Linked DNA regions of Homo sapiens: region 1 is linked to region 2. A link is an interaction called in ENCODE POLR2A ChIA-PET data of the cell type or tissue named here. Cell type or tissue: B cell. All regions are shown on one strand.

Region 1 (2,500 bases), 160 kb after region 2:
GTGTTTTAAGCAGAGGATAGAAGGAATGATCTAATTTATGTCTGTCAACGAGCTCTGAGGCTGGAAAACAATGGGCTGACCTGGAGCATTTCGGCATAGACCTAAACTCTATCCACTTTAGAACTTTGGTGGTGGGCACCCCAGACACACCCGGCTTCTGAAGAGCCCAGTTTCCGAGCAAAGAGAGAGAAAATCCCTCGTCAGACCTTCTCATGCTGGGCCGAGATCCATGCTTCCATTTAGATAGCATTAAAGGTCTTCTATAAATTAACAAAACAGGAAGAGCTGCAAATAAAAATGGACATGCCACACCGCCACGGGCATGTGAATTTCCCAGTGGTTCCCATTCGCCGGAGTAAGTTAAAGACCGTGTCAACCTTAACACAAGCTTTGGTGACTTTTGTCAGTTTAAGTAAGACCTTTAATACTCCTTAAACATATTTTTCTGTAAGTAATAGAATCGTGGCAGAGAAACGAAGCTATCTGTCATGGAAACGCCGGCAAAGGAGGAACAGGCGTGTAATAACAGGGGTGCCTGACTACCAGAATACCTGTGCAAATGAAAATTGATTTTCTCGAGAATTCTTCGCCTGATGAAATAAATTAAATCTACATTTACTTCTATTTGTTTAAAAACCTCTTTGTTAAAATAAGTACAGCAGTATATAGACATAATCCAATAAATTAGAGGAGGATAAATTATACCCAAGAACATTCTGCACAGAGAATACACACACAGAGGGGACCCACAGAAGGAAGGCCTGTGAAAAACCACTTAAATGTTTGGCTTAATTCCATTTGTAATGGTAAAACTGACAAACAGATACGTTTGGGTTTCCTAGAGCTTGTTTTATTTTTTTCCAAATCAGTTTTATTATGATTTTAATTTGGAAAAAATAATCTACAGAGTTTCCACTTAGCCTGAAGAAATACAAGTTTAACTAGGTCTTAAAATTTAACACAGCTTGGAAAGTGCGCCAGTAGGAACAAAAACAATCCCTAATGAGAGGAAACAACATTACAAGACTTACATGAAAAGACATTATCTGAGGCCTCATCTTCCTGCCTGAGCCTGCCATCCTGCCTCTGAGACTCTCACTTTCCCCCAACAAAAGGGAAATGTTAAAAGCACAGAGGGGGCCGGGCGCGGTGGCTCACGCCTGTAATCCCAGCACTTTGGGAGGCTGAGGCAGGCGGATCACAAGGTCAGGAGATCGAGACCATCCTGGCTAACACGGTGAAACCCCCGTCTTTACTAAAAATACAAAAAATTAGCCGGGCATGGTGGCGGGCGCCTGTAGTCCCAGCTACTCAGGAGGCTGAGGCAGGAGAATGGCGTGAACCCGGGAGGCGGAGCTTGCAGTGAGCCGAGATGGTGCCACTGCACTCTAGCCTGGGCGACAGAGTGAGACTCCGTCTCAAAACAAAACAAAACAAAACTAACAAAAAAAGCACAGAGAGTTTATTGAGCATCATGTAAGGGCCTGGCACTTGTTTGTTTGAGATGGAATTTCACTGTTGTTGCCCAGGCTGGAGTGCAATGGCATGATCTCAGCTCACTGCAACCTCCACCTCCCAGGTTCAAGCAATTCTCCTGCCTCAGCCTCCCAAGTAGTTGGGATTACCGGCACCTGCCACCATGTCTGGCTAATTTTTGTATTTTTAGTAGAGACGGGGTTTTACCATGTTGGCCAGGCTGGTCTCGAACTCGTGACCTCAGGTGACCCACCCACCTTGGCCTCCCAAAGTGCTAGGATTACAGGTGTGAACCACTGCGTCCGGTGCTGGCACTTGTTATATTAGGTGTGCCTCCCAGGGCGGTGCTGGGAGAGGTGAGGTGGAAGCTTTTTAGTGATTGGCTACATTTATTTATTTATTTTTGCGAATTTAGTTTTTTTTTTTTTTTTTTTTTTTTTTTTGAGATGAGGTTTTGCTCTCTTGCCCAGGATGGAGTGCAGTGGCATGAACTCATCTCCTTGTAGCCTCCATCTCCTGGGCTCAAGTGATTCTCCTGCCTCAGCCTCCCGAGTAGCTGGGACCACAGGCAGGCATTATCACATGCAGAGATTTTTTTTTTTTTTTTTTTTTTTTTGTAGAGACAGGGGTCTCACTCTGTTGCTCTGGCAGGTCTTGAACTCCTGGGTTGAAATGATCTTCCCACCTCGGCCTCCCAAAGTGCTGGGATTACAGGCATGAGCCAGCATGCCTGTAAACTGGCTGCATTTACTCACGCACTATTGTCCCATGGCAGGGTACTGGTGGGTGCACAGAAAAATGAAACTGTTGTCACTGTGGTTGCTCTGATGTCACTGGAGACTGTGAGAACCACACAATAAGGGCAGCTCATGTTGCATTCAAACGCGTCAAGGCAGGTGCGTCACCCCAGGCTCTGAGCACACACCTCATTTCATCCCGAGCCAACACTGCTCCCATTTGACAGATGAGGACGTTGAGGCCTAAAGTGGAAAATTATAGCCAGCAAGTCTGACTCCAAAGCCCG
Region 2 (2,500 bases):
TTCAGTTTTAGAGACTGATTTCTCTCCAGCTTACATTCCTCCTCCATCTTATTCAACCGGTGCTTTAGCTGATCGATCTGAAATACCCCAAGGGTGCCCAGGGGAGAAGGCAGGTGGCAAGAAACACTCAGAAAAGGCAACGCTTCCCCCGATCCCACTGGGCTGGCAGCATAACCTGAGTTATGCCCCTCTCTCCTTCTTCCACGGGCAGAGAAGGGCTCCAAGAAACCTTCTCCAGTAAAACAAACTGTCATCACCCTGTTGATGGAGAGTTCCTGATTAGTCTATTTAGAATAGCTCCAAAGGGGCTACAGGCCTCAGAGAAAATTCCCTCAACCTTTGTCAGGTGGGACAGGTTATGGATTTTGGGATAAAAGAGATCCAAGTTGGTGTTTCCCACTTCAACGCCCTTCTCTGATGGGTTTCAAATTCTGATCCTCGGAACTCAAGGATTCCCCTGAGGAATCCAGGGGTTACCCAGGGGGAAGGAGGAGATGGTTGACAAGTTGGGGTTCTGGGCATCCACACTGACTTCACATCCCAGAACAGCTCTGCTTGTGTGGTTTGTTCTTCTGGGTTTCACACAAGATTTTATTTGGATAAATAGCACTGTTGCTAAAAAGGAAGAGGAAGAGGAGGAGGAAGAGGAAAAAGAAGAAAAAACAGGAGAAGGAGGAGAAGAAGAAAAGTAGAGGAAGAAGAAGAGGAAGGGGAAGAAGAGAAAAGAGAAGAAGAGGAAGAGAAAGAAGAAGAGGAAGAGGAGGAATGAGAAGGAGAAGGAGAGGAGGAGGAAGAAGAGGAAAAAGAGGAAGAAGAGGAGGGGGAGAAGAAGGAAGAGGAGGAGGAGAGGAGGAGGAGGAAGGAGGAGAGGAAGAGGAAGAGAAAGGGGAAGAAGGAGAAGGAGAAGAAGAAAGAAGAAGAAGGAAGAGGAGGAGGAGAAGAAAGAAGAATAATAGGAAGAAGGAGGAGAAGAAGGAGGAGGAGGAGAGGAAGAGGAGGAGGAGGAGAAGGAGAAGGAAAAGGAGAAGGAGAAGAAGACAGCCTGAAATTCACTGAATTGTAATTTCACAGGATCTCCACCCTAAAGAACCTCCCTAGACTTAGTGGCAGAAAGAGTAGCTTCCTGGAGGAGGCAGCTATTGCATCTGGAAATGAGACAAGTGGAGATGTGCTGATTTTCACACTCAAGAGTTTAGTGTCAGGAACTGGGACCAGCAGAAGACTTCTTCAACCTGTGAGACTAACCTGTGTTCCTCCCCAAACACATCGGCTTTGCTAAAGTATCCCAAACAAGAAGGTTGCATTCGAGGGCTATAAAGAAAGGAGGCACCAAAGGGGAGAGTGTCATTTTTCAAATCTAGTCTTGGAAGGAGAATCATCTCAAGGAATCTGGCAGGTAGAGAGCAGTGGCTTTAGCAAGAAAAGACCAGCTCCTGCACCCCAGTGATTAACCTGAGACGATGAAGAAAGGGGCGTGCAGGAAGCAGCCCGAGGCCAAGAAAACCAGCCAGGGACTCTGCTGGCCAGATGTTCTTCCAAATTCTACTTACACTTTCTCACTATTAATGTATCTCCAGGGAAACATAACACAGGAGGAAGTTCCGGGAGAGAAACTTGTAAGTCTCTGCCACAGGGTAACTTCCCCAAATCCTAGGTAAAAACAGCATAGAAATCTCTCCTGCTCATGCAAAAAAAAAAAAAAAAAAAAAAAGCTCCTCAGCATCTTCAAAGCTTAACCCAAGTGTCCTGTGGTAAGTCCCGGGTCCCACACGAGCAGGCATGGGGCGCTAGCATTGTGGGGTGCTTACAGGGTCAGCCGCTCCGCCAAAGACCTACGGTTCAGTATCCCAGCAATCCTAGGGCACACGTATTACTTTCATTATTGACATCTGCAAATGAGGAAACTGAGGCCAATAGCTAAGTAAGTCGTAAAGCATAAAGCCAGAATTTGAACTCAAAGCTACAGGACTTACAAAGCTCATGCTTCTAACCAAAACACTATTGCCTGCTATGCCACTGACTCAATTCACCTGAATTCCCGGTGGATTGTTTACGGATCTGTCTGCTTCACTAAATTGTAAGTGACCTGAGCACAGCTCACGTTATTTATCCCCATGTCTCCCACAGTGCTTAGCACAGTGCCTCACACGTGGCAGGTGCTTAATAAATATTCTGTGAGTCTATTTTCCATCCAGCAGCCAGAGTGATCCTTCTCAGACATAAATCAATTGTCACTCTTCAGCTCTCAATCCTTCAGAGGGTTCTCATCACAACTAGAATAAATCCCAAAGTTCTTACCATGCCCCCATGATCTGGACCCCGCCATCCCTTCCACTCCCTTCTGCACCATTTGTTTATTTGGCTCTGGCCCCACTGACTCTCCTGCCATTTCTTTTCTCTTTCATTTGTTTCTCTTCCTTCCTTCCTTCCTCCCTCCCTCTTCCTCCCTCCCTCCCTCCCTCTTCCTTCCTCCCTCTTCCTTCCTTCCTCCCTCCCTCCC

The links. Peaks named below come from ENCODE experiments on the same cell type or tissue, not always from the same donor. Only the 100,000 strongest peaks of a DNase experiment are listed, where the experiment ranks them.
Region 1: POLR2A ChIA-PET joins it to region 2 with 5 read pairs; 4 of 35 experiments call an interaction of 5 or more read pairs at or near these places.

The regions. Positions count from the first base shown.
Region 1 is chr7:3,101,445-3,103,944 of GRCh38, forward strand. All of the region lies in intron 1 of LOC105375130 (a long non-coding RNA gene), which reads right to left. Among named protein-coding and RNA genes, the nearest start is that of CARD11, 59 kb to the left of the region's middle. In B cell, no CTCF peak of the experiment used is centred here; no DNase peak of the experiment used is centred here.
Region 2 is chr7:2,939,852-2,942,351 of GRCh38, forward strand. CARD11 (caspase recruitment domain family member 11) reads right to left here. Exons shown (of 25, transcript NM_032415.7): 6 at 1-77. Among named protein-coding and RNA genes, the nearest start is that of CARD11-AS1, 2.9 kb to the right of the region's middle. In B cell, CTCF peaks have their summits at 699, 910 and 1,114; no DNase peak of the experiment used is centred here; H3K27ac peaks cover 2,302 bases.